2 separate regions of the Homo sapiens genome follow, and region 2 is linked to region 1. Evidence: read pairs that join two places in POLR2A ChIA-PET (ENCODE). Cell type or tissue: MCF 10A. All regions are shown on one strand. Links, peaks and the distances in the headings refer to the core of each region. The heading gives the core; the rest is flanking DNA. Region 1 overlaps DLG1 (discs large MAGUK scaffold protein 1). Region 2 has its middle 19 kb from the start of DLG1.

The links. Peaks named below come from ENCODE experiments on the same cell type or tissue, not always from the same donor. Only the 100,000 strongest peaks of a DNase experiment are listed, where the experiment ranks them.
Region 2: POLR2A ChIA-PET joins it to region 1 with 5 read pairs; 5 of 35 experiments call an interaction of 5 or more read pairs at or near these places.

Annotation. Positions count from the first base shown.
Region 1 is chr3:197,254,602-197,259,009 of GRCh38, reverse strand. The region is part of intron 4 of DLG1 (discs large MAGUK scaffold protein 1); the gene reads left to right. Among named protein-coding and RNA genes, the nearest start is that of MIR4797, 37 kb to the left of the region's middle. In MCF 10A, for the core only: a CTCF peak has its summit at 1,977 (motif pointing left); a DNase peak (open chromatin) is centred at 1,979.
Region 2 is chr3:197,315,095-197,319,502 of GRCh38, reverse strand. No RefSeq gene overlaps it. Among named protein-coding and RNA genes, the nearest start is that of DLG1, 19 kb to the right of the region's middle. In MCF 10A, for the core only: no CTCF peak of the experiment used is centred there; a DNase peak (open chromatin) is centred at 2,082.

The DNA of each region.
Region 1 (4,408 bases), core at 274-4,273:
TACATTGACTCTTTTAGCAAAAGAGGGTCTATTTTGCTTAAAAAATTAGATGTAATCATTATCCTAAAGTATTTATAAATTTTTATTATATAACTGTTAAAGCAAAAATAGAGAAGGATGTAGGTTGGAAATTAGAAGCCTAAAACATTGTTTGTAGTTGCTTTTGAAAAAACTAAATTAAAATAATTTGTTCTATTATTAGAAATAAACCCTTTGAACATATTTAACCAATGGCTCTAGCAGGAAGAGCAAAATTCTTGATTTTCTTTTGAACTAAAGGCTGCGGTGTGTACCCCATCCCTTGTTCTTTTCTCCCTTTTCTGGTCTTAGAGAGCTTTGTGATTCTATATGTGTTTTAAAAGTCTGACAGTGTAGTTGATGTAATTTTATCATGTTAATACTAAAACACCTTTCCAAGTGAAATTTTTTTCATCATCCGCCTCCCCTCTCTCCCACTTGTGTAGGCACGGTGAACTAGGTAGGCACGTTGCATCATTGCTACCATGGATACCCTTAAGTACAGGCATGTGGGTTGAGCTAAAGCAATGATGATTAGTTTTTTGGTTGTTCCCCCCCGCCCCCCCATAACTATATGTTCTTCACAATGAAGAATCTGACTTTAAAACGTTTGCAAATGACAAGGTTGTGAGATGTGATGACTAAACCATCACTGCTACTGAACTGCCAAATCTTGGTCTCCATTTACAGTAGTATTAATGCCATTTACTAATTTAAGGCTGTCATAAATAGCTCTGTATTCCTTTTCTGATTAATATGTTTTAAATCCAAGTGTAATGTTTGTTTTGTTTTGCCTTTTAGTGAAAATGAAAATGTACTTCTCTTCGAGTTAAAAAAAATACTCTTCTGGATTTAGATATTTTGTGGGACAAAAAGATGCTAGTGAGCATTTCTAGCATGGCAGCGTTTCTGATTATTGTTCATACACTTATATACATTTTTATGTACTTTAATCAGCTTGGTTACAGTATTTTGTGCTTTTCCACATAATGTCTAAGAGAGATTTATTTTTGTGTTTGTAAGTTCTTGTGTTCTTAGCTAGCTGCTTTGCAAACATGTCCGTTGAGGTGGAGTTAATATTGTTAGAGGCCAGGCAGTGAAGTGTCATTTTTGTCAGGCTCGTAATCACTGTAGGAAAATTAACTCAGAGCATAAAAGGCCCAACAAGAGTGATTTAGGATTATTGTTATATATGGTATATTTTCTTATGTTAGCAATAAAGCACTCTGCTTAAACCGCAGCTGAGGGCATTTCGTGTTCTTTAGCATGGAGGTTTCCCAGCTGTCAAGTAACTTCTGAGAGTAACTTTAGTACCAGAATTTCTTGTAATAGGATCATGTCTTTCTTTAAGTTCAGGTGTTTCATTAAGGCAAGCTGGAGATAGGAATAAAAGGATTATGAAAGAGAAGGAGCTTGAAAGATGCTTTTACCCATACCTGTTTCTGCTTTGTCAGCCTCTTTTTGCTGCCTTTATTTTAGATTTTAGAGTGATGCTTTGCCTTGTCTTCTGAAACAGTTCCCTGAATCTCCTACTTGCCAAAAGTTCATGATTCTTTTGGTGATTCTTTATATGGGTAAAGAAAATGTATGCCCGTGTGTGGGGATGTTTGTCATTCCAGTGGGTGCCCAGCAAATTTGTTTTAACATAACTGATAGAATTTTAGGAATTAAGTCACCAGAGAACTGTTGAATTGTTTTGGTTTATCAGTTTGGGAATTATGAATACAAAATTTGACTCCTTTGGGTAAAACAGCTATCTTTTATTTAAATATTCATATTTATATTAGGGTACTTTCACTTGTAGGTTGTATTAAAATTGTATGTTAGAAGCTTTGAAAGGGGTATTAAATATGTTAAAAGAAAGTCTCAGTACAGGTATTTCAGATTTTTTAGATTTTTTTTAAAAGACTTCAAATTTTTTAAGTTAGGTTTTAATAGTGAATAGAAATGCTGCCCTCTACTGTTGGCTGATTGTTTGACTGCCACGTAAAAATGTTCAGTAACCTGTAATAGAATTTTTTAGTGTAGATCATATTACTGTGTTGAAGTATAATTATGTTAAACGTTTTCCTTATAATTTAGTTAAGTTATAATCAAGTGTTTCCTAATAATGCTAACTACTATTAAATAAGTTCATTACCATTTTGGCTTTTAGAAAAACTTGAGTCCTGGAGAAAGTTTCGTTTAGTCTTAGCTCCTCATTTTATATGGTGAGGTTTTAGTACTTCCTAGATTGATCCCTTATGGTTGTGTGACTGAAAGCTCGTATTGATAACTTATAACCAAACTATAGGTAAAGATACATTTTTCTAAACTAATTATTTTTAGTTTATGCTATGTAAAATGTCTGAACTTCTGAAACTTATGTTTTACATGTAAAAAAATTTGGAATTTAAATCACTATTAAATCTTTGCATGTTTATTAAAATGAGGCACTGCTTTAAAAAGTAGTACTGTTGAGCAAATTTAAACCTCTGATTGATGTTTTTCACCGTGAGTGGAGGGATTAGAAGAGACGGTTTTAAAGATTCCTTTTAGCTTCGCTGAGTGCCTACTGTGTGTGAAGTACTGTAGAAAATAAACACGGAAAACAAAGGCTATTATAGTTCTTCCTTTAGATCAGGAGTTGGCAGACTATGGCCAGTGGGCCAAATTGGGCCACACTCACTCATTTACTTACCTTGTATGGCTGCTTTAGTGCTACAGTGGCAGAATTGGGTAGTTGCAGCAGTGAGCATATGGCCTGCAAAGCTGAAAATACTTACTCTCTAGACTTTTACAGACAATGTTTGCTAACCCCTGCCCCAGATGAACTTCTCATCTAGTGCAGAAGATATATCTAAAAAGAATCATTTTAAACAGATTTTTATAGGACACATAGAATGCCAAATAAAGCTAGCATGTCATTAAAATATGCTTTCTTTATTAGCGCCATTCTTCCTGTTCAGTAGTATCTTAACATCATCTAATAATTCCCAAAGATTCTTGTTTATTGGCCATTTGCAGATATCGTACCTCACAGCCTGGTTATTTTCATCATCATCATTATTTTTTCTGTGTGAACTGCACAAATCTAAGTACGCAGCTTGATGCCTTTTTATAACTGCAATCACTATCCATAGAAAGACACAAAACATTTCCAGTACTCCAGAAAGACTCCCATTAGCTCTTTCCAAGACAGCCCACCCTCCCCAGAGATAATCTTTTTTTTTTTTTTAACTCATATCACTATAGATTAGGTTTGAACGTCATATAAATGGAATCATGCAGTATATATGATTAATTATGGCTTCTTTTACTCAGTATCTGTGTTACTGTGCGTGCTGGTAGCTTGTTCCTTTTTATTGCTGTGTAATATTCCATGGTGGGAATTTGAATTGTTTCTACTTTTTGGTTGTTATGAAGAAAGCTGTGTAAAACATTTTATACAAGTCCTTTTGTGTACATATCCACTAATTTCTCTCAAATATATACCTGGGAGGTAGGATTTTTAATTCACATTGTAGAGCCCTTACCACAAAGTTTTTGTTTAATAGGACAAAGCAGGAGGCAGGAATCAATGACACACTTTCACTTACTTTATAAGTTCACCTAGTCCCCTGCTTCATTACAAAGTGGTGACTTTACATTTTTTCATAAGCACTGTGATTAAGGCAACCTACGTTTTGACTAAATCAAACAGGTTTTATTTCCAATGCCACCTCTTATTGGTGTTGGTGTCTAGAGGTCTTTGCTAAGAATTCTGATAACAAGTTGAAAGTGCTGTGATTGTCTAGTAGTCTTTGCTGTGTTGAGGGATTAGAGATGTGTGGGGGAGGCATGTGACAGAAGAATGGGATCATTTTTATTTAATATATTTGAAAAATTCTTACATATTGAATATAGTGCATTTAAAATTACCTCATTGCTTGAACAGGTCATAGATTTTTTTTTTTGAGACAGAATCTCGCTCTTGTCACCCAGGCTGGAATGCAGTAGCGTGATCTCGGCTCACTGCAACCTCCACCTTCCAGGTTCAAGTGATTCTCCTGCCTCATCCTCCTGAGTAGCTAGGATTACAAGCACGTGCCACCACGCCCGGCTAATTTTTTTTTCTTTGTATTTTTAGTAAACGTGGGGTTTCACCACATTGGCCAGGCTGTCTTGAACTCCTGACCTCAGGAGGTGATCCACCAACCTCTCAAGGTGCTGGGATTACAGGCATGAGCCACCACGCTCAGCCTTTGAATAGGTCATAGATTTCTTAATTTCATTTATTGTATTTTTAACTTTTAGAATGTCTGTTTGCTCTTTTTAGAGTTTCTATTTCTCTTAAATTTGATATTGCATCTAATTTGTACATCTTTTCCTGTGTATTTAAAAATTGCCATTTTAAAGTTCTTTTCTGCTA
Region 2 (4,408 bases), core at 280-4,279, 60 kb before region 1:
GATAAAATAAAGACATCTTCAGATTTTAAAAAGCTGAGAGAAGTAATTGCCAGCAGATTTTTCACTATAATAAATGTTAAAAAGAATATCTTCAGGCAGAAGGAAAAGGAACCAGACAGAAACTCAGGCTTACCTAAGGAATGAAGAGTTCTGAAAATGGTAGATAGGTGGGTAAATATAAAAGATTTTTTCCGATTTTTACTATATTTAAATTTAAATGGCCTGTTCTAAGCAAAGTTAATAATGACATATTGTGGATTTTGCAATAAATAGGAATCTAAAATGTACAGCATTGATATGAAGGACCTAAGAAGGAAAATGGAAATACACTGATGTAAAGTTTTTATACTATGCTTGAAGTGCTAATATTATTTGAAGGTGGGTTGTGGTAAGTTAAAAATACATATTACAAGCCCTATAGCAACCACTAAAACATAAAACAGAATTATAGCTAGTAAGGGAACAGTGGAGATAAAATAGAATCCTAAGAAATAAATCACTTACTCCAAAAGAGGTCAGGAAAAGAAGAGGTAAAGGAACAAAGAACAGATGAGTCAAGCAGAAAAAAAAAAAAGAAGTAAGCTTGTAGAGTTACACCTAACTATATTATGTTATAGTATATTATATTAATTGATTTAATTATATTAAATGTAATCAGTGTAATTATATTACATGTAAATAGTCATAACATCCTGATTAAAAGGCAGATATTATCATAATGGATAAAAAGGCAACATTCAACTTAATACTTTCTACAAAAAAAGGAGTTTAAATATATGAAGACAAGCTGGTTAAAAGTAAAAAAGGTAGAAAGAGATACATTACACACTGACTATAAGAAAACTGGAGCAACAATATTAATATCAGACAAAATAGATTTCAGGACCAAGGGTATTACAGTAATAAAGACGGGTATTTCATAATGTAGACGAGTTAATTCAGCAAGATGTAACAATTCTAGATGGATGTGCAGTTAATAACAAAGCTTTAAAACACATGAAACAAAAACTAACAAAGGGCAAAGGGCAATTAGAGGAATTCACATATAGTTAGAATTTTCCACAAAGTCCTATTTCAATAATTGATAGACAAAGTAAATAGAAAAACAATAGCAATAGAAAACATGAACAAGTTACAAAAAACCAGTTATAGAAAACATGAAGAACACTATCACCCAATTTGACTCATTACGTTTTCTAGAACAATATTTCCCAAAACAGCAGAATACACGTTCTTTTAAAGTACACATTGAACATTCACCGTCTCTGATCACAACAGAATTAAAATAGAAATTAATAACTGAAGATATATGGAAATCCTCAACCATTTGGAGTTTAACAACATAACTACTAAATAACCCGTTGGTAACAGAAGAAATAACTAGGGAGACTTAAAAAATATTTGAACTGAACGATATGAGCCTACACTTTACTAGAGAAGCCTCTAATTACCTTCTTTAATCAGCCGAGGGATCAGAGAAGGCTATTTTCTCTCTTAACTTGTTCACTAGCCCATTTCATGTACCCTTCTCCCCAGGATAAAACAGAGGAACAGTGTTACTTAGGTCCTTAACACCTAGTAGTAAGGATTACTATGTATCAGGCAGTGAGCCTGCGCCAGGTACAGTGCTAATTACTTTACCGACATTATCTCATCCAATCCTCACAACATTCCACTGAGATGGGAGGTCTTGTTACACATTTTGCAGGTAAGGAAATGGAAGTGCAGAGAGGTTGACTTGTTCAGATCACAAAATTAGTATCCTGGTGCCAACATTCCAGTCCAAGCAGGATGACGCCGGAGCCCACACGTTTGACACCATGCCATACCAGCACCACAAAGGGCATCGCACAATTCTAGGGGAAAGAAGGAGGGCTATTTATATTTTATGTACTAGGTTTTGGCTACAAAATTCCCTCTTATTAAATCATAGTTTTAGCTACTTTCCAAAAACCACGACTACCTCTTTCTGGTTTGAAAAAGAAGCTTGGAAAAGTCTCCACTATGCTTACTTACTACAAGACCTCAAGGACTGGTTAAGATGAGTCATCCGCAGCTTGAAAAGCAATGTACTTGGAACTAGAAGACACTGATTATCAGCTCTGTTGCCTCAGGCAAGTCACTTCTCTGGGCCTCGATTTCTTCATGTGTAAACCAGGGAAAACAATAACTAACTATAAGGAATATGTAAGAAAACATAAGTGGAAGTGGTTTGTAATCTGAAAAATAATATATGAATTTGAAGGAACTTTTTATGTTTACTGAGGGAGGACCATTTAAAAATGGATTTGATATTACTTATATTAATTTAAAATTTAAGCAGCAAGATCTGATCATTCACTGTGTTTACTGTCAATGATGACTTATATAACACTTTCACTTCTGAATAAGAATTTTGGTATAAAGATTTATTTTCTTTGAGGGTAAAGTTTAAAAAGACTAGAGAGTACTTAAGCTGCCAGCCTTTGCCCTGCTTATACAGAGTGCTGGCAACAGAGGCTGATGCTTCATAAAAATAAACCTTTAGAAGTTTGTACATATACCATAACACTATGCATCAATATTTTTAAAATGTACACCTCTTAATCCAGTAATTTCACTTCCAAGAATTCATCTTATGGATAAACATTTGTTTATCTAGCATGGTTTTTCATAATGGAAATCTGGAAGCAACCAATTTAATAAGTATGGCCATTTGATAAAACACTCTATGGATGATAAAAAAACTATTCTGTAAAAGATTGGTTTCTTATTTACCTGAGAAATTATTAATTTGGGGAAAATAAGTACTAAAAAGCAAAGTTTTAAAAGGAGGCTACAAAAATAGAATGACCATCAGCAATTGATCCAGCAATTTCACTTCTGGGTGTATACCCAAAAGAATTAAAGGTAGGGTCTTGAGGAGATAATTTGTCCACACATGTTTATAGCAACCAACAATAAAAACAACCCAAATGTCCATCCATAGATGAATGGATGAACAAAATGAGGTACATACATACAATGGAATTTAATTCAGCCTTATAAAGGAAGGAAATTCTGATACGTGCTACCACATGGTTGGACCTTGAGAACATTATGCTAAGTGAAATAAGCCAGCTACAAAGAAGACAAATACCGTATTAGTCCACGTGCATGAGGCATCTAGAGCAGTGGAATTCCTAGAGGCGGAAGGTAGAACAGCGATCGCTCGCAGCGGGGAGAGGGAGGAATGCAGAGACACTGTTTAATGTGTGTACAGGTTCAGTTTTGCAAGATGAAAGAGCTCTGGGGATCGGGTGCACAACAATGGGAATGTACATAACACTGCTGAACTGTACACTTAAAGATGGGTAAGGCCCAGCGCGGTGGCTCACGCCTTTAATCCCAGCACTTTGGGAGGCCGAGGCAGGTGGATCATGAGGTCAGGAGTTCAAGACCAGCCTGGCCAAGATGGTGAAACCCCATCTCTACTAAAAGTACAAAAATTAGCCAGGCATGGTGGCAGGCACCTGTAATCCCAACTACTCAGGAGGCTGAGGCAGGAGAATCTCTTGAACTCGGGGGGGCAGAGGTTGCAGTGAGCTGAGATCACGCCAGTGCAGCACTCCAGCTGGGGTGACAGTGAGATTCTGTCTCAGAATAAAAAAAAAAAGGGTAAGATGGTGTATTTTATATCTATTTTACTATAATTTAAATTTTTTTTAATTTACAAAGATAATGAAGAGTTAATGAGGCAGATAGGAAGGAGTGTTTTAGGCCCCCCAAAAAATGATGTTAAAAAATATGGCAGCACGGAAGAGCATGGTACATTCCGGGAACTGGATAGGAGTTTTTACGGCTGGATGTGCCAGACAAGATTGGGACTTTATCTAGAGAAGCAGCATTGAGTTGATTTGCTTAAGGTCACTCATGAAATTGTGGGCAGAACACCGACAGGATCACTCAGACCTGATTCCCAGCTTGGAAGGTGTATGTCTGTGTAGACATGTGATGTATGTTTAACAATCATCATAAATGGGAAACATCTAAATAAAACGCCGGTATCACAACATTTAACATTTGACGCATTAACTGAGTTGTAACATACATCTTCCCGGGGGTAAATATCCCTTGTATAGATCCTTAATTTTCTGTCATTATCATGCACCAAGCCTTTTTGAAGCTATAAAATAAATGTAAATTCCTTAAAAAAAGCAGACTACAAAATAACATGTATGATACTATTTTTCTAAGAAACATATATATATATATATGCATGGAAAATACTAGACATATCTACAGCAAATGTTAGTTGGCTGTTATCTTTGGCTTGTGTGAGTTTGGTTAATTTTTTTTTTCTTAGTGCTTTTCTGTTTTCTAATGTTTCTTCACTGAGCACATAAACTAGAAGAAAATATTAAAGAAAAAGGAATTCTTAGGTGCACCC